Regions from separate parts of the Homo sapiens genome. Here region 1 is linked to region 2. A link is an interaction called in ENCODE POLR2A ChIA-PET data of the cell type or tissue named here. Cell type or tissue: HepG2. All regions are shown on one strand. Links, peaks and the distances in the headings refer to the core of each region. The heading gives the core; the rest is flanking DNA.

Region 1 (4,382 bases), core at 147-4,146, 240 kb after region 2:
TTGCTCTGTCACCTAGGCTGGAGTGCAGTGACGTGATCATGGCTTACTGCAACCTTGACCTCCTCGGGCTCAGGTGATCCTCCCACCTCAGTCTCCAAAGTAGCTGGAACTACAGGCATGTGCCACCACACCTGGCTAATCTTTGTATTTTTTGTAGAGATGGGGTTTCACCATGTTTCCCAGGCTGGTCTCGAACACCTGTGCTGAAGCAATCCTCCTACCTTGGCCTCCCAAAGAGATGGGATCACAGGTGTGTAATCCCTTGTCCAACCCTTCCTGCCATTTGCTGAGCTGTCTGATGGTCTCCCAATAAATCCCCTTCCTGCACAAGCTAGCCAGTTGGTCTCTTCTGTTTGCCACCAGGAACCTGACTGGTACCAATAGCTCACGCCAGTTCCGAGAAATATTTAAGGGAATACATAGAATTCTTTTCAGTCTAATGCTTTTCTCCCACAAAATTTTCTGAAATCTTTGATGTCTACTATGACTCGCCTCCACTAGAATTTCATAAAAGTTGTATTTATTTATTTATTTATTTATTTATTTATTTATTGAGACGGAGTCTCGCTCTGTTACTCAGGCTGGAGTGCAATGGCGCGATCTCGGCTCACTGCAAGCTCCGCCTCCCGGGTTCACGCCATTCTCCTGCCTCAGCCTCCCGAGTAGCTGGGACTACGGGCACCCGCCACCATGCGCGGCTAATTTTTTTGTATTTTTAGTAGAGACGGGGTTTCACCGTGTTAGCCAGGATGGTCTCGATTTCCTGACCTCGTGATCCGCCCGCCTCGGCCTCCCAAGGTGCTGGGATTACAGGCATGAGCCACTGCGCCCGGCAGGAAAAGGTTGTATTTCATCTGACTCGAGAGCTACAGGTTTATTTATTCCGGCTTTAGTGAACATCCACGCAGGTGCTGCCACCCAGGAACCCAGAGCCCTGGAAAGCCTGAGGTTCCCTGGGCAGATCCCTTTCTATCGGGAGATGACTCCCACACCCACACCCCAAATAGGAAGATTTCTTCTTCTTCTTTTTTTTTTTTTTTAGATGGAGTCTTCGTCTGTTGCCCAGGCTGGAGTGCAATGGTGCGATCTCGGCTCACTGAAACCTCCGCCTCCCAGGTTCAAGCAATTCTCCTGCCTCAGCCTCCCCTGTAGCTGGGACTACAGGTGCCGGCCACCACGCATGGCTAATTTTTGTATTTTTAGTAGAGATGGGATTTCACCATGTTGGTCAGGCTGGTCTCGAACTCCCGACCTCAGGTGATCCGCCCGCCTCAGCCTCCCAAAGAGCTGGGATTACAGGCGTGAGCTACGGCACCCGGCTCCAAATAGGAAGATTTCATGATACTCAACACTTGGAGAGTTTGTTCCCTGCATAAGAGGTAAAGTCATTCAGTGGAAAGAACATGAGATTTGGAGTCAGGAGACTGCACTCAGGTCCAAATCGGCCTCCGGGCACAGTCTCTCCAACACTCTGAGCCCCATACTCTCATTTGTAAAGGGGGTAACAGTACTTACTACAGATCAGCCATCCAGGAGACCCTGGGTGCTGTCACTCCACAGCCCCGACTAGAGAAGGTGTCAGACATTTTTTTTCTTTTTCTTTTTCTTTTTGAGACAGAGTCTCGCTCTGTCGCCCAGGCTGGAGTGCAATGGCATGATCTTGGCTCACTGCAACTTCCATCTCCCAGGTTCAAGCGATTCTCCTACCCCAGCCTCCTGAGTACCTGGGACTACAGGCGCCCGTCACCACGCCCAGCTATTTTTTGTATTTTCAGTAGAGACGGGGTTTCGCCATGTTGGCCAGGCTGGTCTCAAACTCCTGACCTCAAATGATCCACCCACCTTGGCCTCCCAAAGTGCTGGGATTACAGGCGTGAGCCACTGCTCCTGGCCCACAAATTGTTTTTATGAACAAGTTGCTATGCTCTATTCCTCGGACTTCAGACACATGGACTGGAAGAGGATCAGGTGACTGTGGCAAGGGCAGCCATCTCTGGAGGTCAGTGCCCTGTGAGCTGGGCTAGCGTGAACAGTCCTGCCCAATCACCTGTTTCTTGTGGACAGATGAAACGCAAGGCTTACGTGGAGATTTGTGCAGCAGAGACACAGAAACCCAGAGATCCACAGAGATGACAGCTAAAAGTAGAAGTTGAGGCAGTAGAAGCTTTAAGCATGCAGGAGTACGCAGGAGTAAGGCGGCGGAGAGGCCGTGGTGGTTGCAGGAGCTGTTGGTCCCCTGCGCTGTATCCCCTTGGGGCTTCTTAGTCCACCTGCAGGTGTAGGCGGTGGTTCCCTGCACACACAAGCTTCACTTCAGTACCCCCATCTCTCTGCTTCTCAGCCTGAGGGGTTTTTTTCTGGAGCAGTGAACACTTGCTCAGCCTTTTGTGCAGGGTAACCCAGAAGGGCCACGGATTTAAAACCTCCAGGCCCTGGCTCAGTACCTGGGCTTCCCATCCCTGGGCGTGCAGTGCTGTGCTGTGCTCTGCACGTCCCCACAGCGGGCCTGGCGGGGGACTGAGCCCAGTTGTCCGCAGAGGTGACCTGCTCAGTGTCTTTCCTCACTCCCCTGTCTCTCATTCCCTCTCCCGCGCTGTGCTTCCTGGAATCAACTCCAAAATAAGCTACCAAGTTCTCGTCTCAGGCTCTTCTTCAGGGGAATCTAAATTTAGACAGTGGCACTAGAAGAAAAGAGAAGCAGCAACAAAAATCTGCTGTGGGTGCTGAGAAGCAGCGGACACTTCTGCAGGGACAACCAGATGGAGGCCTGCGGCCTACTGAGCGACATTCCAGTCTCCCAGGCCAGATTGCGCAGACAGGGAGGATTTCCTGTGAACCTGCTGTGCTACCAGTGTGCTTGAGGGAACCCGAGAAGTCTCTGGTCCTTTCAACCTGAAGGGACTGAACCAGCCTTCTCCTATGGAGAGCTGCTGTTTGTTAGGCACCTACTATGTGTCCAGCTCTGTGGCAGGCGCTTCACTTTCAACTCTCATTCTCTTGACAACTTGCAAGGGAGGTAATATCTTAAAAAACAAAGTAGGCCAGGCGCGGTGGCTCACACCTGTAATCCCAGCACTTCGGGAGGCCGAGATGGGCGGATCACCTGAGGTCAGGAGTTCGAGACCAGCCTGACCAACATGGTAAAACCCTGTCTTTACTAAAAATACAAAATTAGCTGGGTGTGGTGGCACATGCCTGTAATCCCAGCTACCCAGGAGGCTGAGGCGGGAGAATCGCCTGAACCCAGGAGGCAGAGGTTGCACTGAACCAAGGCCGTGCCATTGCGCTCCAGCCTGGGAAACAAGAGCGAAACTCCATCTCAAAAAAAAAAAAAAAAAAAAAAAAGCCAGGATTGGTGGCACATGCCTGCAGTCCCAGCTACTCAGGAGGCAGAGGCAGAAGAATCGCTTCAACCCGGGAGGTGGAGGTTGCAGTGAGCTGAAATTGCGCCACTGCACTCCAGCCTGGGGGAGAGAGGGAGACTCTGTCTCAAAAACAAAAACAAAAACAAAACAAACAAAAAACAACAGCAACAACAAAAACAAAGTAGGAAGTAGGCCAGGCATGGTGACTTATGCCTGTAATCCCAGTAATTTGGGAGGTCAGGAATTCGAGACCATCCTGACCAACATGACAAAACCCCGTCTCTACTAAAAATACAATAATTAGCCGGGCATGGTGGCACATGCCTGTAGCCCCAGCTATTCAGGAGGCTGAGGCAGGAGAATCGCTTGAACCTGGGAGGCGGAGGTTGCAGTGGCCATGATCGTGCCACTGCACTCCAGCCTAGGGTGACAGAGTGAGACTACATCTCAAAAAAAATAGGATGAAAGACCTACATCTAAGAACTAAAACACAAAAACTCTTAGATGAAAATATAGGGGCAAATATTCATGATGTTGGATTTGACAACAATTTATTAAATGTGACACCAAAAGAAAAAACAAATAGATTGCAATTCATCAAAGTTAAAAACTTTTGTGTATCAAAGGATATTATGGGTTTTGTTGTTGTTGTTGTTTGTTTGTTTGTTTGAGACAGAGTTTCCCTCTATTGCCCAGGCTGGAGCGCAGTGGTGTGATCTCGGCTCACTGCAGCCTTCACCTCCCAGGCTCAAGCAAGCTATCCTCCCACCTCAGCCTCCTGAGTAGCTGGGTCTACAGGCGTGTGGCACCATGCCTGGCTAATTTTTGAATTTTTCTGTAGAGACGGGGTTTCACCACCTTGCTCAGGCTGGTCTCAAACTCCTGGGCTCAAGCGAACCTCCTGTCTTGGCCTCCTAAAGTGCTGGGATTACAAGTGTAAGCCACCACGTCCAGCTGGGATACTATCAAGAGAGTGAAAAGGCAACCCACAGAATGGAAGCAAATTTTTGCAAATAA
Region 2 (4,382 bases), core at 69-4,068:
ATCCACCTGCCTCGGCCTCCCAAAGTGCTAGGATTACAGGCGGGAGCCACCGCGCCTGGACACCCTGCCCCTTCTGATGGCAAGGACAGCAGGTGGTGGCCTCTCTAGTCTTACCTTTTGGCGGTGTGAGCTCAATGTCATTCTTCTGACAGAAGGTGGCCGGGAAGATGGCGTGGGAAGAGGCATGGTAGCAGAACCAGTCCAAGCCATCTGTGGAGGGCCCCCCGTCCACACAGATCATCAGGTATCCATCCAGGAGAACCTGGGGGGTGGGGGGAGCAGGCAGACAGATCATATCATGAACTGCACCCCATCCTGGGTTGGTACCGCACCCCAATAGGGACACGAGGCAAATGGATCCAAACGGATCTAGGGCATGGCCCTCCTGGAGGACACCTGAGCCTCTCTGGGGCACACAGTACTTCTGTGATGCATACGCGTGGGATTCTTTCTCTTCCCCACTAGACAGCAAACACCACGCCAGCAGGGGCCGCGTCCATCCTGTTGGACCGTGTTCTTGGGTGAGCACACGCGCCCGGCATGGAGCGGATCCGCGGCGAGGACGAGTCAGCAGCCTCCTCCAGGAGGGCCAAGGAGGGGTGGGGGTGCTGCTCAGGAGGAGGCGATGAGGTTTGGAGCAAGGTGACCCCAGCTGTGGCTCTTGCCTAGGCCAGCGCTCAAAGGAGATGGCACACAGCAAGAAGGCCCCAGTGAGGTGACAGGGAGGGGCCTACTCTGACACAGGACCAGGCTCAGGTGTTGAATAAGCACTCGTCCAGGGAGCCTTGGACCCTGACACGAAAGCAGATTCTGAGCAAGGGGCAGGCCAGGCCCCACTCACAAAAGTCAGGGACTCTGGGTGCAGCCAGTGATGAGAGGCTGGGACACAGACCCCCTGACGGTGGCGAGTGGGGTTAGAGCTCTGGGCCACATGGGTCCCCCCGCTCAGAAATCTGGAGGCTGGAGAGCCGGCCCCTGGCTCACCTTACAGACAGTTGCCACGCAGATGTTGCCCAGATTCAGGGGGTCAATGGCCTCCAGCTTCATCCCTTCCTCAAACCAACCGCCTTCTGTGTAGACTGCTCGTACCTTAAAGGAATGGGACAGCTGGGGACTCCCTGGGCAGGCCAGGAGGAAGGGTGAGGGAAGCAGGCCTCAGGAGGGAAAGGGATGGTCCCAGGGGAAGAGCCAGGTCCCTCAGGCCCGGAATGGACCCATGGCTGAGGGGAAAAGCGCCCAAGAGCTGAACCTCACCTTCTTGAAGAGGTAAGGAACGGCATCACAGTAGATCTTCCGGAAGGTGGGGTGATGGGCCATGTCACTTCGCCTCTCTTTGGAGGAGATGGATAGGGAATGAGGGAGAGAAGGGAGTTGGAGGCGGCTCCTGGGCCATCTCCACACGCCTCCCCTGGGAATGTGGGGCTGCTCTGCACGTGTTCTCAGCTGTATCTCTGTATCTCAGGACCCCCCACCCCAGAGTAGCAGACAGAAAGGTTGAGTCCAGAAAACATCAAGAGCTCTCTGTAGGGACTCTTCAGCCCTCGAAACCCAGACTGCTCCCGCATTGACAGGGGAGAGGATCGGGGCTGGTAGCATCTGGGTTCAAATCTTGATTTTACCACTCACAAGTTGAGTGGAGTGACTTTTGTCAAGTTACTCAAGCTCTCTGGAGCTCAGTATCATCACTGCAGGGGGGCCATGCCAACCTCCACCTGCTGACCTGCTGTGACGAGTAGGAAGGTGCTCCCACTCCGTCCCTGGGGAAGCACAGCATGCAGTCCCTCTGGCCTGGGGCTCTGCTAACCTGACATCTTGATGCCGTGGCCCACACGTCGTGACCAACCCACTGGGTGGATCAGGGGGCTCCACATGTGGCACCAGAAGTCGTCGTCACTGTCACCATCCTCGTAGAGGAGCCGTAGGCGACCCCCGATTACTGTGTCCACCACAGCCATGCGAGTGCGTGACACCTGGGACTTGTCCACCACTTCCAGCCGCATGCCCTGCCTAAAGGGGTACTTCATGCTCTCCACCATCTGAAACGACGTCAGAACACAGGCCTGCTATGGCTCAGGGCTCTTCCCACCCACCCTCCTGCTCTGGTGAGTGGAGGACAGGGAAGGTGTGGTGTTATCCCCCACACTCAGTCAGTCGGGAGGTGGCAGATGAGACTGCCTGCGCTGCCAGGCTCACCTTGGCCCTGACTCCCTAGGAGGACACAGAGGGAGGCAACAGCTCTCCCTAGGAGGACACAGAGGGAAGGCACACGGCTTGCAGTGGGCATGCCACTTCTTGCCACCAAAACGCCAATGAGTTGATGCAAATCACAAAACGCACTTTAGACTAAGGAAAAGTGACCCAGAGGTCACGCCTGCCCAGAATTACACAGACTCATTTGTGCCAGAGCTGGGCCTGGAAGCTGGTGTGCAGCCTGTGCTCCTCATGGGCTCTGCACTCTGATCCCCAGGCATCCTGCCCTCCCCGCCCCCTCCCAGCCCTCTGCCTGTGGCACATACAAGACTCATGTCCAGAGAACTGAGTCTTCCTGTGTCCCTTTCTGACCCTGATGGGCTGCAGCTCTGCAGTGCTTTCACAGTGCCTTGGTAGCAACTGACCTAATGAGGGATGGTGACCAAGATGCCCTCGAGCTGCTCTACAGAGAGCCATGGTGCTGGGGTACAGAGGAGGAGGTTCTTTTTGTTCACTGTGACTTCAGTGCTGTCCTGCCTGGGGCAGGGAACAGGTAGGGTGTAGGGCTTTTCCAGCCCCAGGGCACTGCTGGGTCAGGAAGAACCAGCCTAGACTAGACTAAGCAGTGCTATTTCCAAACACACCAGGAAGGAAAGCGTCTCAGAGGTCACAAAGCAGCCAACAGGCAAAGCTGACACAGGGGTCCTAAACCAGACAGACCCTCTGGCCCAGCTCAAGGGCTTGGGATACGTCCTGACACCAATTGCCTGTCCCACATCCGGTATCCCAGCAGCTCACTCAGGAGAGTGAGAGAAAACACAGGGTAAGGCCTGGCTCGGGGCCCCTCTGGGCTGCCTTCCCTGCCATGTTCTCTTCATCTACAGCCAACACAGTGCAGCCCACAATCCAACGCCATTTTTGTTAGTTTTTGTTTTTTTTTTTGAAATGGAGTCTCCTCGCTCTGTGGCCCAGACTGAAGTGCAGTGGCACGATCTCAGCTCACTGCAACTTCGGCCTCCCGGTTTCAAGCGATTCTCTCACCTCAGCCTCCTGAGTTAGCTGGGATTACAGGCGCATGCCACCACACCCAGCTAATTTTTGTATTTCTAGTAAAGACAGGGTTTCATCATGTTGGCCAGGCTAGTCTGGAACTCCTGCCCTCAGGTGATCTTCTGACCTCGGCCTCCCAAAGTGCTGGGATTACAGGAGTAAGCCACTGTGCCGTGCCTAGCTAATGTTTTTTTTTTTTTTCAAGAGACGAAGTCTCACAGTGTTGCCCAAGCTGGTTTCAGACTCCTGGCCTCAAGTGATCCTCTTGCCTTGGCCTCCCAAAGTGCTGAGACACTGAGACAGGTATGAGTCACTTTTACCATGTATATATGTGACTTTTTAATTTTTACTAAATCATTTCTTAAAATTAAATGCCACAAAGATGATTCTGTGCCACACAGGAGTCCTACACCAGACAGAATCAGACAGCCCAGAGGCGCCCCAGACTGGGCTTTACCCTGTGCTGTGCCAGGCACATCCCTGGCTCAGAACCGAGGCTATATTACAATTACTTGTGTGCATGGCTTTTGTTTCCTCTGCCAGACTAGAGATTTCTGGATGGCAGGGTCTGTATTCTTTGTATTCCCACAGTGCCTTGTAAACAAGTATGTAAGGCTGGGCATGGTGGCTCATGCCTATAATCCCAGCACTTTGGGAGGCCGAGGCAGGTGGATCACTTGAGGTCAGGAGTTCGAGACCAGCCTGGCCAATATGGTGAAACCCCATCTCTACTAAAAATACAAAAATTAGCCAAGTATGGTGGTGTGTGCGCACCTGTAATCCCAACTACTCGGGAGGCTGAGGCAGAAGAATTGCTTGAACCCAGGAAGCGGAGGTTGCAATGAGCCAAGATTATGCCACTGCACTCCAGCCTGGGCAACAGAGCGAGACTCTATCTCAAAAAGAAAAAAAAGGCTGGGCGCGGTGGCTCATGCCTGTAATCCCAGCACTTTGGGAGGCCGAGGCAGATGGATCACGAGGTCAGGAGATTGAGACCATCCTGGCTACCACGGTGAAACTCCATCTCACTAAAAATACAAAAAAATGAGCTGGGCGTGGTGGGCGCCTGTAGTCCCAGCTACTTGGGAGGCTGAGGCAGGAGAATGGCGTGAACCCAGGAGTCAGAGCTTGCAGGGAGCCGA

Evidence for each region. Peaks named below come from ENCODE experiments on the same cell type or tissue, not always from the same donor. Only the 100,000 strongest peaks of a DNase experiment are listed, where the experiment ranks them.
Region 1: POLR2A ChIA-PET joins it to region 2 with 6 read pairs; 5 of 35 experiments call an interaction of 5 or more read pairs at or near these places.

The regions. Positions count from the first base shown.
Region 1 is chr22:40,981,141-40,985,522 of GRCh38, reverse strand. No RefSeq gene overlaps it. Among named protein-coding and RNA genes, the nearest start is that of RBX1, 32 kb to the right of the region's middle. In HepG2, for the core only: no CTCF peak of the experiment used is centred there; no DNase peak of the experiment used is centred there.
Region 2 is chr22:41,221,674-41,226,055 of GRCh38, reverse strand. It overlaps L3MBTL2 (L3MBTL histone methyl-lysine binding protein 2), which reads right to left. Exons shown (of 17, transcript NM_031488.5): 9 at 1,805-2,036; 10 at 1,255-1,331; 11 at 985-1,089; 12 at 115-262. Among named protein-coding and RNA genes, the nearest start is that of L3MBTL2-AS1, 6.2 kb to the right of the region's middle. In HepG2, for the core only: no CTCF peak of the experiment used is centred there; a DNase peak (open chromatin) is centred at 2,415.